Linked DNA regions of Homo sapiens: region 2 is linked to region 1. Evidence: chromatin loops called from intact Hi-C (ENCODE). Cell type or tissue: Caco-2. All regions are shown on one strand. Links, peaks and the distances in the headings refer to the core of each region. The heading gives the core; the rest is flanking DNA. Region 1 overlaps LUC7L3 (LUC7 like 3 pre-mRNA splicing factor). Region 2 has its middle 30 kb from the start of MIR8059.

What was found. Peaks named below come from ENCODE experiments on the same cell type or tissue, not always from the same donor. Only the 100,000 strongest peaks of a DNase experiment are listed, where the experiment ranks them.
Region 2: a loop joins it to region 1, with 3 times the contacts of the local background. A loop is called at or near these places in 1 of 110 quality-filtered maps.

Annotation. Positions count from the first base shown.
Region 1 is chr17:50,731,775-50,737,149 of GRCh38, reverse strand. LUC7L3 (LUC7 like 3 pre-mRNA splicing factor) reads right to left here. Exons shown (of 10, transcript NM_016424.5): 2 at 124-190. Among named protein-coding and RNA genes, the nearest start is that of LUC7L3, 15 kb to the right of the region's middle. In Caco-2, for the core only: no CTCF peak of the experiment used is centred there; no DNase peak of the experiment used is centred there.
Region 2 is chr17:50,796,409-50,801,783 of GRCh38, reverse strand. No RefSeq gene overlaps it. Among named protein-coding and RNA genes, the nearest start is that of MIR8059, 30 kb to the right of the region's middle. RefSeq lists enhancers at 1,548-2,097, 2,098-2,648, 2,649-3,199. In Caco-2, for the core only: no CTCF peak of the experiment used is centred there; a DNase peak (open chromatin) is centred at 2,638.

The sequences.
Region 1 (5,375 bases), core at 1-5,000:
TTATTAGCAAATCTTTAAGAAAAAACTTCACAGAATTATAATCAGTTTTTTTCCTTTCACCACTCCTATTCAACATTTTAAATATCATAAATTTGATAAAAGTTACACAGAAAATTCACTTACCAAGATCAGAACGTGTATTTGTGAACAATTCCGCAGGACAAAAACCACAGAGATAATATTTACAAACCTAGTAAAGAAAAACAAAGGTACTTAAAAAATTGCTTGGTTTTAAAACTTTATTGGAGAAAGGTGCCAAATAACTATTTTCTCATTTCTTGAGGTATGTATGTTTCAACCAATGTAAGAATTTCATTTGTTGAATCATATTAGGTAAATTAGTGATTTTCAGACTCCTGAATTTCGATAAAAGAATAAATCTGCAGTACTCGTATTACTAGTATTTTCTTTATCTATTTTTAATCATCACCTGCTGACCCCCCAGTAGCAAAAACAAATATGGGAAAGACATCCCAAAATAAAGGGCAATTTTTATATTTTTAAAAACTCTTACGCTATTCTTATCATTTCATCTCTTTCATAGATTAGGGCCTATTTACAAATTAGGATTTGGAAATAACCATCTAAATCACAGTTAACACTCATTTAAAGCAATTTGGCACCATCTTTTTGCTTAGAAGATCCTTAACACATCAGCCTCCCAAGTAACTACAACTACAGGTGCAAGCACCATGCCTGGCAAATGTTTTAAAATATTTTGGAAAGATGGGGACTTGCTACATTGCCCAGGTTGGTCTCAAACTCCTGGCTCCAAGCAATTCTCTTGGTGGGTTCCCACAGTATGGGGAAAAACTATTAACATAAAACCAATGTTTAATTCTCTCCCACTGGTACTTTTGTAACTCCTTCAGATATATTCCAAAACTGCTCTATCCCAAATTTAATTTTATAACACTACAAATCAAACCATGTAAATCAAAATTCCAAAATATCACCTTTCCTTCACACAAAACTTCACTGTTACTAGGTGGATTATTACTATATATTTTTTTGAAACAGAGTCTCACTCACTCTGTTGCCCAGGCTAGAGCACAGTGGCACCATCTCAGCCCACTGCAAGCTCCGCCTCCCAGGTTCAAGCAATTGTTCTGCCTCAGTCTCCAAAGTAGCTGGAATTACAGGTATGTGCCACCATGCCCAGCTAGTTTTTGTATTTTTAGTACAGACAGGGTTTCACCATGTTGGTCAGGCTGGTCTCGAACTCCTGACCTCAAGTGATTTGCCCGTCTTGGCCTCCCAACGTGCTGGGATTACAGGTGTGAACCACTGTGCCCAGCTCTGGGGAGATTATTAATGCACAACTATAACACATGAAAAGAAAAGGCAGCGTTGGTCAGGCATGGTGGCTCACACCTGTAATCCCAACACATTAGGAGGCCAAGGCAGGAGGATAACTTTAGCCCAGGAATTTGAGACCGGCTTGGGCAACATGGCAAAACCCCATGTCTATAAAAAATACAGAAAGTAGCCAGGCATGGTGGCACAGTCCCAGCTACCCAGGAGGCTGAGGCAGAAGGATTGCTTGAGCCTGGGAGGTCGAGGCTGCAATGAGCCATGATTGTGCTATTTACTGCACTCCAGCCTGGGCAACACTATCACACCCTGTCTTGAAAAAAAGAAAAAGAAAAAGAAAGGAAAGGCAAAAGGAAAACGAAAAGGAAAAGGGAAAGGAAATGAAAAAAAGGCAGTGTTAAATTTAAACCTGAAAGTTCTTTCTAGACAGGACTGGGTGCTAAATCTGAAATAGGCCTTTTTTTTCCTCAACGGCTTTACACTCATTTGAAGCAATGTGGTTCCATAAGCTGCATCCAGGATTAAAGTCATAAAACATATCTAAATATTCATGTTTAAACAACCTCACAGACACGAAAGTTTTTTTTTTCTTTTTTTTTTTTTTTGAGACAGAGTTTCGCTCTTGTTGCCCTGGCTGGAGTGCAATGGTATGATCTTGGCTCACCGCAACCTCTCCCTCCTGGGCTCAGGCCATTCTCCTGCCTCAGCCTCCCAAGTAGCTGGGATTACAGGCATGCGCCACCACACCCGGCCAATTTTGAATTTTTAGTAGAGATGGGGTTTCTCCATGTTGGTTAGGCTGGTCTCGAACTCCCAACCTTAGGTGATCTGCCTGCCTCGGCCTCCGAAAGTGCTAGGATTACAGGCCTCACCGCGCTCAGACGTGAAAGTTTTACTATTACTGTGAATTTTATCTTTACTTATAAAAATTTCATTTATATTTCCCATTTTTACAATAATACATTCTAGGGTTTTGGAGAGATTCTTTCTAAAGACTCATTTTATTGTTTTCAATAGGACTTCTAATGGCCTCATGACCAATTTAAAACTATTGTTCCATAAGTTTAAGCTAGGCAAGCCACTAGTTTTATGCCAATATTACTCTGATACAGCTTTATGTCTTAGTATCTTTCTACTGTTTTCTTTCCAAGTTATTATACTTGATTTTTAAGATTATTCTTTGCAGCTGGGCACAGTGGTGCAGGCCTGTAGTGCCAGCTACTTGGGAGGCTAAGGCAGGAAGATTAGTTGAGCCCAGGAGTTTGAGGCTGTAGTGTGCTAGGACCACACCTGTGAACAGCCACTGTACTCCAGGCCCTGGCAACATTAAGTGACAACTCGTCTCTAAGAACATAATAAAAGTTTTAAAGGCTGGGCACAGTGGCTCACACCTGTAATCCCAGCACTTTGGGAGGCCAAGGCGGGAGGATCACCTGAGGTCGGGAGTTTGAGACCAGCATGACCAACATGGAGAAACCCCGTCTCTACTAAAAATACAAAATTAGCCAGGCATGGTGGCGCATGCCTATAATCCCAACTACTCGGGAGGCTGAGGCAGGAGAATTGCTTGAACCTGGGAGGCGGAGGTTGCGGTGAGCTGAGATTAGGCCATTGCACTCTAGCCTGGGCAGCAAGAAAGAAACTCCATCTCAAAAAAAAAAAAAAAGTTTTAAAAAAGATTATTCTTTGTAACTTAAACATTGTTGTCACAAATAGTTTATTTTAAAAAGACTATATGCTATCTAAAGCTAATGTTTTTAAAAATTATTTCTGAAGTTCCACTGCTTGTGATGCCATATGATTTTCTAATTCTTAAAACATCCATTTTGTTCAACTTTGTGTTCACTTTAAATGCAACACAGTAAAATACCAATGCCAATACTCGATTTTTATAAACATTTCTTTGAGAGTTTATTTGGGGGAGGGAGGATGTGGCAACAATTATGCCACTTTTACTGTGACCTAACCTTTCAATTATATTAACCCTGTTTTGAAGACTCAAAAATTTCACACAACTATATTTAGTAAAAGTTATTGCCAGAATCTATTATTTATAGCCATAAACTGTATGGTTATAAAATAATTTAAAAACTAAATTTTGTGTGCCATCCTCACACACATGAAAAGTCTTACTATTACTGTGAACTGGCTGCACGCCTGTAATCCCAGCACTTTGGGAGGCTGAGGCGTGCGGATCACGAGGTCAGGAGATTGAGATCATCCTGGCTAACACGGTGAAACCCCGTCTCTACTAAAAATACAAAAAATTAGCCAGGCGTGGTAGCGGCCGCCTGTAGTCCCAGCTACTCGGGAGGCTGAGGCAGGAGAATGGCGTGAACACAGGAGGCGGAGCTTGCAGTGAGCCAAGATGGCGCCACTGCACTCCAGCCTGGGCGACAGAGGGAGACTCTGTCTCAAAAAAAAAAAAAAAAAAAAACTAGCCAGGCGTGGTGGCAGGTGCCTGTAGTCCCAGCCACTCAGGAGGCTGAGGCAGGAGAATGATGTGAACCCAGGAGGCGGAGCTTGCAGTGAGCAGAGATCGCACCACCGGGTGATAGAGCGAGACTCTGTCTCAAAAAAAAAAAAACAAAGTTTTACTATTACTGTGAATTTTATCTTTACTTATAAACATTTCATTTCTATTTCCCATTTTTACAGTAATATATTCTAGGGTTTTGGAGATTATTCTATCTAAAGATTAATTTTATTGTTTTCAATAGGACTTCTAACAGCCTCATGACCAATTTAAGTGTTTCGTAAGTTTAAGGTAGGTAAGACACAACGTCTATGATCCTCAGAAAGGTTCACCATTAAAAAACAAAAAAACGAATAAACACATCTCTACAGTCCCTCCTGACTCTCAAGCATGTGAAATTGGTACACTGCAACACAGCACAATGAATCTTCGCCGTTGCTTATCTGCTAAAGAACCAGGGGTACCTGGCGGGGCTCATGCCTGTAATCCCAGCACTTTGGGAGGTTGAGATGGGAGGACTGCTTGAGCCTCAAAGGTGGAGGTGGCAGTGTGCTGTGATCACACCGCTGCACTCCAGCTAGGGTGACAGAACGCAACCTGTCTAAAAAAGAAAAAAAGAAAAAGAACCAGAGGTCGTAATTCTGCCTTGGTTTCTTCATAGTATTAAAAAAGGAGATAGGCTGGGCCCAGTGGCTTATGCCTGTAATCCCAGCATTTTGGGAGGCCAAAGCAGGAGGATCATTTGAGCCTAGCCTGGGCAACATAGTAAGACCTTGTCTCTAAAAAAAAAAAAAAAAAAGAATGAAAAAAATTAGCCAGGTATGGTGTCACACACCTGTAGTCCCAGCTACTTGGGTGGCTAGGGTGGAAGGGTCGTTGGAGCCCAGGAGGTTGAGGCTGCAGTGAGTGGTGATCATGCCACTGCACTTCAGCCTGGGTGAAAAGGGCAAGACTCAAATAAATAAGGAGGTAATAAATTTCTTATAGTGGGATTGTAAAGATTAAACTGTGTACATTTGCTAAATTGGAAGAAAAAGGTGTTAGCCTGTATGTAAAAGCGAAAGCAACTCCATCTTGGGTGTTAAAGTGCCAGGCTGACTTCCGATTAACTCCAATTCCAGGAATGCCCCTAAGATTTCTACTTTATCTACTGTTCCTTGTGTTAAGAACATGTACTTACTGTAAATCCTGCCCTTAGGTCAAAACAATTTCGATGATTTTGTACTTAACATAAATCCTGCCCATAAGTAATTATCCTACACATGCCTTCTGAAGCACAGATACCCTTTCCCTATGGCATATAAGCCCTGGGTCTGGGGATATGACATCTTGTCTTGACGCCAGCAGCTGCCCAAGACACAGACCTGGCTTCTGTTCGTAGGTCCCTATTACATGTTTCCAAGACACTGGATTTGTCAGCCTCTTTCTTTGGCCTCTCAGCTTCTTCAGACTCTGGGGGTAGGTTTCCGTAGACCTGTCCGCTGCACATTATTATTTTAAATGTTTTTAGGCACTGTGTAAACCAAATAACACATGCCTGTCTGTGGGCTAACCAGAAGCTACCTAATCTAGTCCAATCACCCCA
Region 2 (5,375 bases), core at 1-5,000, 65 kb before region 1:
CAGACCGAGAGCCCATCTAGGGTCCCAGGGCTAAGGATTTCATTCCAGGTGAACCCCCTGGTACCTGCATCCCACTGCCTCCACGGTTCTACCACCACCCTGAGAGCAGAGAACCCCTCAAGAAGACAGCATCGGCCATTTGTTACCTTGACTCATGCCAACCCTAGCCACTGCCGCTCTCTCCATGAATGATCCAGCCACCTGAAGTCCAGTTCCTGGCCCAGGTTGGATAAGCATGGCCACCTGTCCACCACTTACCACCCAACAGCCAAGGACCAAAGAGAACTTCTCAGCCATATCTCCCAGGAGTTAGGACAACAGCAGGATGAAGCTGAAACAGCCTCGGGTTCAGGTCGTCCTGGCTTCACATCTCTTCTCTGCTACTGACTAGCAGAGCTTCTTGCTTAAGTCACTTACCTCTCTCTGAACCTCAGCACCCAGGCTATAATGCCCCTGTGCAGGACTCGATGAAATAGTGTGCACAAAGCCCTGGCTCAGTGCCTGGCGTGCAGTAGGCCATCAGCCGAGTGCTGTTATAATGGGGGCTCTTTGCTGCTACAATGCAGCACCTTAGACCCTGGGGGTAATGATTCACTCAGGCTTCCATCCAGGGTGAATGGTCCCAAAGCAGCTGCAAGCTGAAGCTCCTGCTCAGCCAGCAATGCCCAAGGGAACTTGATCAGGAGCAGCTCTTCCCCCTCCTCCTCCTCCTCCTCTTCCTCCTTCTCCTCTTCCTCCTCTTCCTCCTCCTCCTCTAAGAAGGCTGCTCCCCAGCCTTCATAACTGCTGTGCACAAGGAACAAGTTTCCAGCTGCCTGTCAGCCTGTGGCAAGCCCGCTGGCTTCGACCTCCTTCACGCTGCACTCACGGAGGCCACCTCCCAATCACCAAAGCCAATGATACATTCAGTTCTTGCATCACTTGACTTCTTGGCTGCATCTGATGCTACTGACAATCCCATCTTCCCTAACCATCCTCCGCCTGCCTTCTGAAGGCCACTTTCTATCTCTTCCAGCCACTTATACACTCTCTCTGACCAGCTCCTCTTCCCGGCCTTCCCTCCCCATGCTGACATTCCGAAAGGTGCGTCCTGGGCCACTTGTCTGCTCTGCGGGGTCATTCTCCCAGGTGGTCACACCACTGCCATGTGTTGGACCAATGACTTCCAAACAATTCCTGGCACCCCAGCAGCTTGCCCACTGCAGCCAGGATGATCCAATTCACAAATTGGATCAAGTCTTTACACGGCTTAAAACCCATCAGTGCCGTCCCGTGGCTCAGAAGATTAAACCCAAGCTCCCTGGTACAGACGCCGTGTCGTCTGACTCCTGCCTGTGTCCTTGGCCTCAGCGCTTGCCCTTCCTGGCATCGGGGCTCATCCCATTCCTGAGGGATGACTGGCACCCTCGGAGAGCCCCAGGGTCTCCAGGTCTCGGTTCCTTTGACTTGCATGCACTCTACCTGGAACATGTCCCCACTGGAGAATGCTCCCTGCCTCTCCAAACCAGATCCAGGGCCCTTCCCCAAGCCCCCTCCTCTGAGTGTGGCTGACCTCAGCATCTCTCCTGTTGTTTTGCTTTGGTCTCCCGGTCCGCATGCCCCTGCTATGTAATAAGTACTGGGTGAATGTTGGTGGAGCAAAGGAGGGAATTAATGACCAAGCCAGCCTGACTCTGAGGTGGGCTTGAGCTGACTCAGTGCTGTCTTAGGTCCTCCTGCTGGAAACCTGGCCCAGAGCTGAGCGGGCTTTGCACCCCTCCCTGACCCCAGCCTCACAGCCGCCTCCACCAGGGCCCAGTGGCTGGCCAGGGACTGTTGGTCAGGAAGCCCAGGCTGGAAACCTGGCTCCCTCCCTCCCTGCTAACACCTTGGAGCAGATCTGTGGGGAGAATTCTCCACTTGAAAGAAAAGCACCAGGTCTCCCCTCCTTCCCTGCCTTCCTGAGAGCCCCTGTCACCGCTGCATTCTTGCTGAGGCTGGAGGAGATTAACCGGAGGCTGGTGGCAGCAGCCGGTGCCCTAAGCTGCGTGCTGCGTGTTCCCAGCATGGCACCACTCACAAGCCGCCCTGGAAGGAAGGTTCTGGTGGTAGGAGCTGGATTTGGTCACCCAGGCATGGGCTGTGAAAGCCCCCACAGCTCCTGGCTCTGCCAGGTCGGCGGTTGCTGCAGGCCGGTGTGAGGGTGGGGATGCCACAGTCCAAGGGTGTTCAGGGTCAGAGCTTCTTAGGGAAAGGTAAATTACCCCACAGGGTGTTATGGGTAGGACCATGTTCCTATCACAAGATATGCTCAAGACCTAACCCCTAGTATCTCAGAATGTGACGTATTTGAAAATAGGATTGTTGCAGATGAAATTAGCAAAGGTGAGGTCATACTGGAGTGTAGGGTGGGTTCTTAATCCAATAGGACTAGTGTCCTTATGAAAGAAGAGAAGAGACAGAGAGACAGACATATGCTCCTGCTCTGTGTGAAAGAAAGAAGACGCGGAGACTTCGGGGAGGCAGCCGCAAGTCTGGGCCTGCCAGGAGGACTGGCAACCACCGGAAGCCAGAAAAGAGGCAAGAAGTCTTCCCCCTCCAGGCTTGGAGGGAGCAGGCCCGTCCACACCTGAATTCCAGACTCCTGGCCTCCAGAACCGTGAAGCAATACCCTTCTGTTGTTTGCAGCTGCCTAGTGTGTGGTACTTAGTTAAGGCAGCTCTAGAAGCAAATACACAGGGCCTCAGACGGGGAGGCCTCAGATTAGAGGGAAATGCCTCTGACTCCCTATGGTGATTGAGACACTGTCATATTCGTTCCTGTCCCCAGCCTTGCTTGTGAGGCCAAGAAAAGCAAAGGCTGAGTAATGACAATGCTAGGCAGAGGGAAGTCTAGCTAACGTCAGGCCTCCTGCTCTCTCCTGATCCAGGGGTAGAAGGAAACAGACCGTGGGCTGCTGGATGAGGCGTCTCCCCACTCCTGGGTCCACCACTCCGCTCCGGCCACTCAGGGCTGCCTGACAGCTCGGGCTTCCGCCTGAGCTCACCCCTGTCTCTGCCACGTCCTGAGCAAGGCCCTGCCTCTCTCCCAGCCTTGGGTTCTCCCTAGCCCTGAGGCTCCCATGGCCATGCCACCTGCTGAGCCCAGACATCCCCTCCTCCCTGAACCCTCCCCTGACCCCTTCCCTAGACGCCTTCTGTGTTGGGGATGCCTTGGGACGGCTGAAGAGGCCCCGTGCTGAACCGCTAAGGGAACAGGACAGTCAGACACACCTGCCTTCAAATTCAGGCGTCACACTTGTAGCTGTGTGACTCCAAGCAAGTTCTACATGGCATCTATTTCCTCCTTTGTAAGGTAGTGATCCCAGCAGGGTTGTGGGAGGCAGCTAGTCAAGGTTGTAAGAGACTCTGCAAGGCCGAGGCTCTTTCCCTGGGTCCCACGGGCCAGCCTCAGGAGGTCCATGAGAGCCCCGAGGCTGGAGTGAAATAGCGCGTACGGCTGCCTACATTGCTCTCAAGCCTTAGCTCTTGCCTTGTTCTCAGAGGGGTTCATGACTTCAAGAAGTTAAGACCCCCACGTAAATCTCCCAGCCCAGAGCCCCTGAACACCGCTCCACTTTGGACTGAGCATCTCTCCTGGGTCCTGCCACCTTGCATCTTGCCCTGAGCTGCATCTGCCGTGTGGTGTGGTGGCCTGTCCCCACAAGGAAAGGGGCCCTCACAAGGCCAGCCTCAGACCCTGTGCCTGACCCAGGGCTCCTTTGCAAAACAAGTTCTTTTTTTTTTTTTTAATACTTTAAGTTCTAGGGTACATGTGCACAACGTGCAGGTTTGTTACATATGTATACATGTGCCATGCTGGTGTGCTGCACCCATTAACTCGTCATTTACATTAGGTATATCTCCTAATGCTATCCCTCCCCCCTCCCCCCACCCCACAACAGGCTCCGGTGTGTGATGTTCCCCTTCCTGTGTCCAAGTGTTCTCATTGTTCAATTCCCACCTATGAGTGAGAACATGCGGTGTTTGTTTTTTTGTCCTTGAGATAGCAAAACAAGTTCTTAATACTGCTCCTTCCCGAGGGGCCCTGAGGCCCAGCTTGCCAAGCGCCCACAACGCACCTCCAGCCAAGGTTTCAACAGATCTCACGAACAACCCCAGTCCAATGGAACACACCATGGAAACCGTGTTGTTTACGTTTCACAGATTTGCCGGGGATAAAGGCTACTTAATGAAGGAGGGCCTGAAAGTACTCATGGGAAAGGAGTTCCTTGGATTTTTGGAGAATCAAAAAGACCCTCTGGCTGCAGACATAACAATGAAGGACATGGACCAGTGCCAAGACAGCACACTGAACTTCCAGAACTTGTTTTCACTCACTGCGGGGCTCACCACTGTGGACAACAACTATTTTGTAGTACCTATGAAGCAGAAGGGAACGAAGCAGGCAGAACTAAGCAATTACTCAGCCCTGTGAGAGTTCTCCCAAAGAGTCGCTATAGGAACCTGCCCACAGCTTCCCCCTGTAGAAGGCTTTCATGAGCAGACCAGGGCCAAGAAAACAGACACATCAAATCCAAATCTCATCTAACAAGCAAAGAAAGGAAGTTAATTAAATAATAGGCTTTTGGTCTTTGGATTGTTTGCATCCTCTTGGCCTCAATTGACACATCCTTTTTAGTTTGGGAAAAATATAGATATACTTTTTAAATTATTTTTTAAGCCTTTGCCTCTGTACATATATATTTTTATATTATATATATATAGTGTTTGGCTGAGCTCAGTGGCTCATGCATGTAACCCTAGCACCTGGGGAGGCTGAGGTGGGTGGACCTTGGGCCCAGGGGTTTGAGACCAGCCTGGTCAACATAGTGAGACTTCATCTCTACAAAACAAAACAAAACAAAAAAAACCAGCCAGGTGTGGTGGCGTGCATGCCAGTAGTATCAGCTACTCAGGAGGCTGAGGTGGGAGAATTGCCTGAACCCAGGAAGCTGAGGCTGCAGCGAGCTATGATCACCCCCACTGCACTCCAGCCTGGGTGACAGAGTGAGACCCTGTCTCAAAAAAAAGTACATATATTTATGTATGTATGTATACATACGTATCTAGAGTTTCTTCTCACTGTGGTTTGAATGTGTACTCCCAAAAACATGTGTTGGAAACTTAATCCCCAATGCAACAGTGTTGAGGTAGGGCCTAATGAGACGTGATTATGCCAGGAAGTTCTGCCCTCAAGAAAGAGCTAATGCTGTTATCTCAGTGGGAGTGAGTTCCTTATAACAGGATGAAGTTGGCCCCTTTCTCTCTCTGTCTCTACCTCTCTTGCCCTTCCACTGTCAGATGATGTGGCAAGAAGGCCCTCACCAGATGCCGGCCCCTCAATATTAGACTTCC